Linked DNA regions of Homo sapiens: region 2 is linked to region 1. A link is an interaction called in ENCODE POLR2A ChIA-PET data of the cell type or tissue named here. Cell type or tissue: PC-9. All regions are shown on one strand.

What was found. Peaks named below come from ENCODE experiments on the same cell type or tissue, not always from the same donor. Only the 100,000 strongest peaks of a DNase experiment are listed, where the experiment ranks them.
Region 2: POLR2A ChIA-PET joins it to region 1 with 8 read pairs; 2 of 35 experiments call an interaction of 5 or more read pairs at or near these places.

Annotation. Positions count from the first base shown.
Region 1 is chr14:34,511,925-34,516,924 of GRCh38, reverse strand. EAPP (E2F associated phosphoprotein) reads left to right here. Exons shown (of 6, transcript NM_018453.4): 6 at 339-987. The coding sequence ends at 615. Among named protein-coding and RNA genes, the nearest start is that of EAPP, 25 kb to the left of the region's middle. In PC-9, no CTCF peak of the experiment used is centred here; no DNase peak of the experiment used is centred here.
Region 2 is chr14:34,730,770-34,735,769 of GRCh38, reverse strand. No RefSeq gene overlaps it. Among named protein-coding and RNA genes, the nearest start is that of CFL2, 19 kb to the right of the region's middle. In PC-9, no CTCF peak of the experiment used is centred here; DNase peaks (open chromatin) are centred at 2,309 and 3,289; H3K27ac peaks cover 1,923 bases.

The DNA of each region.
Region 1 (5,000 bases):
AGAAGGAAAGAGGATACATTTCTTCCTTACACTGTTACATACTAAAATGTTTCTTCTGCCTGGTGCAGTGGCTTGTGCCTGTAATCCCAGCTACCAGGGAGGCTGAGGCAGGAGGATCACTTGAGGCTAAGAGTTCAAGGCTGCAGTGAGCTGTGTTCACAAGTTTTAATTATTCTTAAAACAACTGTTTAAAATTTCTTTAAACTTGCTGTTTTGTTCCTGTGTCTTGTCTTTGGTTGGTATTTCAGTAAGTTTTTGGTATTCTCAAATTTTATCTAAATGGATAAACTATTAACATAGAACATAAACCCCAATTCTCCATTTCATTTTTCTCTTAGGCATGAATCATACAAAACTCAATATAGAGCAATGTTTGTAATGAATTGTTCTATTAACAAAGAGGAGGTTCTAAGATATAAAGCCTCAGAGAACAGGAAGAAAAGGCGGGTCCATAAGAAGATGAGGTCTAACCGGGAAGATGCTGCCGAGAAGGCAGAGACAGATGTGGAAGAAATCTATCACCCAGTCATGTGCACTGAATGTTCCACTGAAGTGGCAGTCTACGACAAGGATGAAGTCTTTCATTTTTTCAATGTTTTAGCAAGCCATTCCTAAACAGCCCAACTGGCATTTAATTACCCAATACTGTATATAAGGCAAATATGGACAGTTACTTTCCTCTTGCCTGTTCATATCCTTCAGTGACATTGAGGAAGCAGTGTTTCTCTTTTTAAAGGAGAATAGTTGTCAACCTTCATTCATCTCTTACATCTCTCACCCTCTCCTTTTTTTTTTCTTTGATTTTCCCCCTTATTGATGGGACTGATATTCATTCTGTTTTTGATGAACATTTGGAAACTGTCGGGCTTTTTATTAAAGCTCTGTAGAATTAAAATGTTCTGGAATTATAAGCAATCTTTGTTTCTGAGTGTTATTTTTATTTTGGATATAGCTTTGATGTAATTAAACTGGAAACTCTTTCCTGAATTGTCTGTATTGTTTTTGCTAAGATGTATCTTTATTCACCCCCACCCCACATGATGAATGACAGTATTTAGTAACTGTTACAATTGCGTGGAATAGGCTGGTAGCTTTGGCTCCTGCCTGTAATCCCAGCACTTTGGGAGGTCAAGGCGGGTGGATCAGGAGTTCAGGAGTTTAGGAGTTTGAGACCAGCCTGACCAACATGGTGAAACGCTGTCTGTCTCTACTAAAAATAGAAAAATCAACTGGGCGTGGTGGTGTGCACCTGTAATTCCAGCTACTCGGGAGGCTGAGGCAGGAGAATTGCTTGAACCTGGGAGGCTGAGGTTGCAGTGAGCTGAGATCATATCACTGTACTCCAGCCTGGGTGAGAGTAAGACTTTGTCTCAAAACAAACAACAAAGAAACAAACAATTGCATGGAGTAGGTACTGTCAGATGCTTTAAGTAATAAAGGTCCTTTTCTGAAAAGGAGTACACTTACCAGTATTCTAAACTTAATGAATGCACATTTTAAAATATAAATTTATGGTGAGGGAAAGCAACCTCCCCTTCTGACTAGACTTAAAAATTCTGGCCGGGTGTGGTGGCTCACCCCTGTAATTCCAGCACTTTGGGAGACCTAGCTGGGCTGATCACTTGAGGTCAGGAGTTCCAGGGCAGCCTGGCTAACATGGTGAAACCCCATTTCTACTAAATATACAAAAATTAGCCAGGCCTGGTGGTGGGCGCCTGTAATCCTAGCTACTTAGGAAGCTGAGGCAGGAGAATCACTTGAACCTGGGAGGTGGAGGTTGCAGTGAGCCGAGATCTTGCCACTCCACTCCCACCTGGGTGACAGAGCAAGACCCTGTCTCAAAGAAAAAAGAAAAAAAAAAATTCTGCTGCCACCTCTTGTGCCTGCTATTTATTACTTCTGTTGCAAACAACCAAGATATAATTTTTTGGGGTATTAATATAAAAACCAGTGGCAGCTTGAGGGGAAATTGCATTGTAGGCATCTGTGTATTTTCAGTCTTTAAAAGAATGATATGGCTGAATGCAGTGGCTCATGACTATAATTCCAGCACTTTGGGAGGCTGAGGAGGGAGGATCGCTTGAGACCAGGAGTTCAAGACCAGCCTGGGCAACATAGCAAGGCCCTGTCTCTACAAAAAAAAAAAAAAAAAAATTAAAAATTAGCTGAACGTGGTGGTGTGTGCCTATAGTCCCAGCTACTTGGGAGGCTGAGGTGGGAGGATCACTTGAGCTTGGCAGACCAAGGCTGAACTGAGCTTTGATCATGCCACTGCATTCTAGCCTGGGTAACAGATTGAGGCCCTCTCTTAAAAATGAAAGAATGATATGATTTGGGTTGTTTCTCCCAACCTCAGGTGATCCGCCCGCCTTGGCGTCCCAAAGTGCTGGGATTATAGGCATGAGCCACCGCGCCCAGCCAGAAAATGTGTTTTAACTCAGGCTCTGCTATGCTAATCTTGGACAAGTCTGTTCCTTTGAGGCCCAGTTTTCTCATCTATAAAATGAAAATACTAGACAAGAGCAGTAGTCTCCTACAGAGATCAGGTGTCAACAAAGCTTGAGGGGGACCTCTGCATATTCCATAAGAGAAAAGATGCTTTCCTCACCTCCTACCCTTCTATGTTTTCTACAAGCTATGTGTAAAGAGAGCTGGAACCAGTTACGGAGTGTTTGTATGAATGAGGTGGGGACAGAAAACTGATAATTTCTAAGGAATCTCCAATGTCTTATACCTATTATACTTCTGCCAGGCATGGTGGCTCATGCCTGTAATCCCAGCACTTTGGGAGGCCGAAGTTGGTGGATCACCTGAGGTCAGGAGTTCGAGACCAGCCTGGCCAACATGGTGAAACCCCGTCTCTGCTAAATATACAAAAATTAGCTGGGTTTGGTGGCACGTGCCTGTAATCCCAGCTACTTGGGAGGCTGAGGCAGGAGAATTGCTTGAACCCAGGAGGCGGAGCTTGCAGTGAGCTTAGATTGCGCCACTACACTCCAGCCTGGACGACAGAGCGAGTCTCTGTCTCAGAAAAAAAAAAATGGCTATTGTACTTCATAATTTTTATAATATACTGATATCTATTTGATTGGAAGCAATATATATACTTTATTTTTTCATTTTTATTTTTTATTTTATTTAATTAATTTTTTTTTTGAGATGGAGTCTCGCTCTGTTGCCAGGCTGGAGTGCAGTGGCATGATCTCGGCTCACTGCAACCTCTGCCTCCCAGGTTCAAGTGATTCTCCTGCCTCAGCCTCCCAAACAGCTGGTACTACAGGCATGTGCCACCACATCCAGCTAATTTTTGTATTTTTAGTAGAGATGGGGTTTCACCGTGTTAGCCAGGATAGTCTCGATCTCCTGACCTCGTGATCTGCCCGCCTCGGCCTCCCAAAGTGCTGGGATTACAGGCATGAGCCACTGCACCTGGCCCTTTTCTTTTTCTTTTTTTGACAGAATCTTGATCTGTCGCCCAGGCTGGAGTGCAGTGGCGTGATCTCAGCTCTCAGCTCACTGCAACCTCCACCTCCTGGGTAGCTGGGACACCTGGCTAATTTTTGTATTTTTAGTAGAGATGGGGTTTCACCATGTTGGCCAGGCTGGTCTTGAACTCCTGGCCCCAAGTGATCCACCTGCCTCGGCCTCCCAAAGTGCTGAGATTACAGGCGTGACGGCACCCGGCTTCTATTTTTATTTTTTTACTTTATTTTTTATTTATCTATATTTTTTGAGACAGAGTTTTGCTCTTGTGGCCCAGGCTGGAGTGCAATGGCATGATTTCGGCTCACTGCAACCTCCGCCTCCTGGATTCAAGCGATTCTCCTGCCTCAGCCTCTCAAGTAGCTGAGATTACAGGCATGCACTACCTCACCGAGCTAATTTTGTATTTTTAGTAGAGATGGGGTTTCACCATGTTGGCCAGGCTGGTCTGCAACTTCTGACCTCAGGTGATTCACCTGCCTTGGCCTCCAAAAATGCTGGGATTACAGGCATGAGCCACCTTGTCCGGCCCATTTTTATTTTTTATACATTCTTTAAATGTTTCCATTTATAGCCAGGTAATACACTGCAGAATAGCACTACCAGTCTATTACTTGTAATCTGTGTTTGCCATGTCGTACTTTGCAAGATCTTCTGTATTACTGTCATTGCAAACCTTACTTCCTTTCCAGGTCCCCCCCAACCAACAACCACTCCTCCATCGGACCCTCATCCCACTTCTACTGGAAAGTTCTCAGTGATTTTACCCATAAACATCACTTTGGACCAGCACAGTGGCTCATGCCTATAATCGTAGCACTTTGGGAGGCTGAGGCAGGAGGACCCCTTGAGCCCAGGAGTTTGAGGCCAGCCTGGGCAACAGGGAGACCCTATCTCTATATAATACAAACACAAATAAAAAATCACCTGGGCCGGGCATGGTGGCTCACGCCTGTAATCCCAGCACTTTGGGAGGCTGAGGCGGGCAGATCACGAGGTCAGGAGATAGAGACCATCCTGGCTAATACGGTGAAACCCAGTCTTTACTAAAAATACAAAAATTTAGCCAGGCATGGTAGTGGGTGCCTGTAGTCCCAGCTGCTCAGGAGGCTGAGGCAGGAGAATGGCGTGAACCTGGGAGGCAGAGCGTGCAGTGAGCCAAGATTGCTCCACTGCACTCCAGCCTGGGCGACAGAGCGAGACTCCGTCTCAAAAAAAAAAAAAAAAAAAATCACCTGGAGCAGACCACGTGCAGTGGCTCACTCCTGTAATCCCAGCACTTTGGAAGGCCAAGGCAGGTGGATTACCTGAGGTCAGGAGTTCGAGACCAGCCTGACCAACATGGGGAAACCTTATCTCTACTAAAATACAAAAATTAGCTGGCCATAGTGGCACGTGCCTATAATCCCAGCTACTCAGGAGGCTGAGGCAGGAGAATCACTTGAACCCGGGAGGTGGAGGTTGCAGTGAGCTGAGATCATACCACTACACTCCAGCCTGGGCAGCAGAGGAAGCCT
Region 2 (5,000 bases), 220 kb before region 1:
CTGGTCTCAAACTCCTGGGCTCAAGTGATCCTCCCACCTTGGCCTTCCAAAGTTCTGGGATTACAGGTGTGAGCCACTGTGAATGGCTACTTTTACATACTGTTTAGGGGCAAAATGCATTTGTAATAACTGTTTAGGGACAAAATACATTTGTAGTAAAAGTGTAAAATCAAGGACAGGAAGATTATATATTTGCCTCTGTGATTAGAGGAGGTACAAAGTGGACTTCAACTGTACCTGTAGTTAAAAAGAAAGCTCATACAAATATGACAAAAAGGAAATATGGAAAATGCAAATGTACCCCTCTCCATTTCCCATGAAAATATGAAAAAATAGGAGAACACTATGTACTATCCTATTTCCCTGTATGTGCAATATTTCATTAAAAATGTAAGTTGTATGCTGATTCAAGCAGCAGGAAAAAATATATAAAAATATACGTGTGAGTATATTTATATATGTGTGTATATAAACATACGTATATAAAATATATACATAAATGTATGTATACACATATGTGTGTGCACGTGTGTGTGCGTGTATGCGTGTGTGCGCATGTGTGCGTGTATGTGTGCGTCTGTGTGTGTGCGTGTATGTGCGTGTGTGTGTGTGCCTGTCTGTGTGTCTGTGTGTGCGTGTCTATGTGTGTGCATGTGTGTGCGTGTGTGTACGTGTGTGCGTGTGTATGTGTGTGCGCATGTGTATGTGCGCGCCCATGTATGTGTGGGTGTGTGTATGTGGGTGTATGTGCGTATGTGTGTACGTGTATGTGTGTGTCTGTGTGCACATGTGCGCGTGTGTCTGTGTGTGCGTGTGTGTGCGTGTGTATGTGTCTGTGTATGTCTGTGTATATGTGTGTGCGTGTGTCTGTGTGTATGTGTGTGTGTCTGTGTGTGTATGTGTATATGTGTGTATGTGTATGTGTGTGTGTCCGTGTCTGTCTGGGTTTATGTATGTGTGCATATGTGTGTGTGCGCGCGCACGCGCGTGTCTGTGTGTGCGTGCGCGCGTGTGTTGCCAACTGTGGGAAAGTGATCTGCCCAGAAATTAAAAATCAAAATCAGAGAAATTCAACAGACCAAACAGGGCTAAGGATTTGGAATAAGTAACGGCAGGTATGGTGTGGAGTTTTTATCAGCAGAAATTTCTAGCAAGCAAATTTGTAAAATGTAAGTCAGTCAGTTTAAAAACGAATTTCTTAATTAAAAATACTCACAGGAAGTATATACAGCTGGCCTTTGAGCAACATGGGTTTGAACCGCGTGGGTCTACTAGACATGGATTTTCTTCTGCCTCCGCCACCCCTGAGACAGACAGCAAGACCAATACCTCCTTTTTCTCTTCCCCAGCCCATTCAACACGAAGATAAGGAGGATAAAGAGCTTTATAATGACGCACTTCCACTTAATACATAGTAAATATATTTTTATCTTCCTTATGATTTTCTTAATAACATTTTTTTTCTTTTTGAGATGGAGTCTCCCTCTGTTGCCCAGGCCGCAGTGCAGTGGTGCGATCTTGGCTCACTGCAACCTCCCCCGTCTGGGTTCAAGCGATTCTCCTGCCTCAGCCTCCCATGTAGCTGGGATTACAGGCGCACGCCACCACGTCCAGCTAATTTTTGTGTTTTTATTAGAGACAGGGTTTCGCCATATTGACCAGGCTGGTCTCGAACCCCTGACCTCAGGTGATCTGCCTGCCTCAGCCTCCCAAAGAGCTGGGATTATAGGCATAAGCCACTGTGCCCCAGATGATTTTCTTAATAACATTTTCTTTCCTCCAGCTTACTTTATTGTAAAAATACAGTATATAATACATATCACATATATAAAAAAAAAGTGACAGTTTATGTTGCCGGTATGGCTTCTGGTCCACAGTAGGCTATTAGTAGTTAAGCTTTTGAGGTCAAAAGTTCTATGTGGATTTCTGAATGTGTGAAGGGTTGATGGTTGATGCCCCTAATCCCCATGTTGTTCAAGGGTCAACTGTACTTCAATTCCAAATCCAGTGCAGAAAAACTTTCAGGGCCAGGAAAATGCATTTTGATATAAAATTCAATGGATATTAAGCTCATGCCATAATTAACAACATAATTATTTTTGCAAGAGTTGATAATATTCACTCCACACTGAACTCTCTAACACACTCTCCCAGGTACTAAAGCCAACAAATAGTTTTCATTTCATAATCTTTTTTGCTGGAGAACTAAAGATCCTATTTATGAGTTCACCGAAATCCAAGAAAATTTACAAATCTGGGGAAACAAAGAGCTGTGGATTCCTTTATTACTGTGGCTCAGCTTCTTGGAATGCAGTTTATCCTTACACTAGTAAGACCGGTTTATAACTGCAGATTCCAAAATGGAATCTGGTCAATGGGTAACTTTGAAGGGATGTCCTGTAATGAGGGAGGCTGCCAAAAATGAGTACCCAACGTGAGCCCTTTGGAAAAATAAGTACAATACACATAGGCAGCCAGTATCTCTGAATGAATGGTCTAATAGCCTATATTAAACTATATTCATGAGAAAAGAACACAGGGAACATAGCTCTTTTTTTTTTTTTTTTAATCTCATGACATCAGTAGAACCTGTTAAATTAAGTTTAGCCTAAAGTTGTCTCCTTCCATATCCTAAGTTTGGTCTAAAGGTTGCTCCATACAGAGTGAACTGTAACCTAACTAAATGTATAAACAGACCACAACCGACTCTTGTGCCAATCACCAAGTCTCAGTCAATCACAGGAGGCCAATTGTTCAAATTGTGTTCAAATAAGACAAACACCGAGCTATAACCGATCCTGCTGTTTCTGTACCTCATTTCCATTTTCTGTATGTCACTTCCCTTTTCCTGTCCATCAATCTTCTTCGACCACCCATTAGCTCCAGAGTCTCTCTGAACCTATTCTGGTTCAGGAGGCTGCCCAATTCACAAATAGTTCTTTGTTCAATTAAACTATGTTAAATTTAATTTGTCTAAGGTTTGTTTTTTTTTTAACAAGCCTCATTCACGCTTACGCTCTGAAATTCTTAAAAGAGTTCCAAATGTAAATGCAAAATCTCTGTGTATCATTTAATACTATAAAAAACAGCTTTTTTCTCCCAATTTGTATCATAAAAAGTTTAAAAACTTAAACAAAAACCCCATAGTTCCATCAGCCTAATAAATTGCTTCTAATCCTAGACATAAAGAAGATTCTATTAGCAAACAAAATATAAATTCTTCTCAATTATACATGAAACATTCTCCAAGATAGACCACAAGTTAGTCCACAAAACAAGTCTTACCAAATTTAAGAAGAGTGAATCATATCAAGTGTCCCTTCTGAACACATGGTATGAAACTAGAAATCAATAATAGGAGGAAACATGGAAAATTCACAAATATATGGAAATTAAACAACATGCTCCTGAACAACCAGTGGGTCAGAGAAGAAATTAAAAGGAAAATTTAAAATGTCTTGAGACAGACAAAAATGGAAACACAACATATCAAAACTTAAGGGATGTAGCAAAAGCAGTCGTGAGAGGGAAGTCTATAGCAACAAATGCCCACGTTTAAAACAAACAAAAAAAAAGGCAGCCTGATGCGGTGGCTCCCATCTGTAATTCCAGCACTTTGGGAGGCTGAGGCGGGCGGATCACTTGAGGCCAGGAGTTCAAGACCAGACTGGCCAACATGGTGAAACCTCGTCTCCACTAAATGTAGAAAAATTAGCTGGGGTGTAGTGGCGCATGCCTGTAATCCCAGCTACTTGGGAGGCGGAGGCGGAAGAATCGCTTGAACCCAGGAGGCAGAGGTTGCAATGAGCTGAGATCATACCACTGCACTCCAGCCTGGGCGACAGAGCAAGACTCCATCTCAAAAAAAAGAAAGTATGATGTTAGCTGTGGGCTTTTCATATATGGCTTTTATTGGGTTGAGGTACATTCCTTCTATGCCTAATTGTTGAGGGTTTTTAATCATAAGAGGATACTGAATTTTGTTAAATGCTTTTTCTGCAACTATTGAGATGATCATGTGGTTTTTGTCCTTCGTTTTGTTAATATGGTGTATCACATTTACTGATTTATGTATGTTGAACCATTCTTGTATCACAGGGATAAATCATGCTTGAACATGGTGAATAAACTTTTTAATGTGCTGTTGAATTTGGTTTGCTAATGTTTTGTCGAGGATTTCTGCTTGTTTGTTTTGAGACGGAATCTCGCTCTGTCACCCAGGCTGGAGTGCAGTGGCACGACTGAGGCTCACTGCAACCTCCGCCTCCCAGGTTCAAGTGATTCTCCTGCCTCAGCCTCCCGAGTAGCTGGGACCACAGGCATGCACCACCACACCCGGCTAATTTTTGTAATTTTAGTAGAGATGGGGTTTCACCATGTTGGCCAGGCTGGTCTCAAACTCCTAACCTCAGGTGATCCACCCGCCTTGGCTTCTCAAAGTGCTAGGAGTACAGGCGTGAGCCACCACACCCAGCCTGGCTTATAGGTTTCTTATAGTGTCCTTGTCTGCCTTTGGCATAAGGGCAGTGCTGGCCTTCTAAAATGAGTTTGGAAGTATTCCCTCCTCTTCAGTTTTTAGGAAGAGTTTGAGAAGGGTTGATATTAGTTCTTCTTTAGATGTTTGGTATACGGCCAGGCATGGGAGGCCAAAGAGAGTACTTTGGGAGGCCGAGGCGGGCAGATCACTTGAGGTCAGGGGTTCGAGACCAGCCTAGCCAACATGGTGAAACCCCATCTCTACTAAAAATACAAAAATTAGCCGGGTTTGGTGGTGCACGCCTGTAGTCCCAGCTGCTCAGGAGGCTGAGGCAGGAGAATCACTTGAACCCAGAAGGCAGAGGTTGCAGTGAGCCACGATCATACCACTGCACTCCAGCCTGGGCAACAGAGTGAGACTCTGTCTCAAAAAAAAAAAAAATTAACATACAAATATCAGTAGCATTTCTATACACTAAAAACTATCTGAAGGAGAAATTAATAGGAAAACAATCCCATTTACA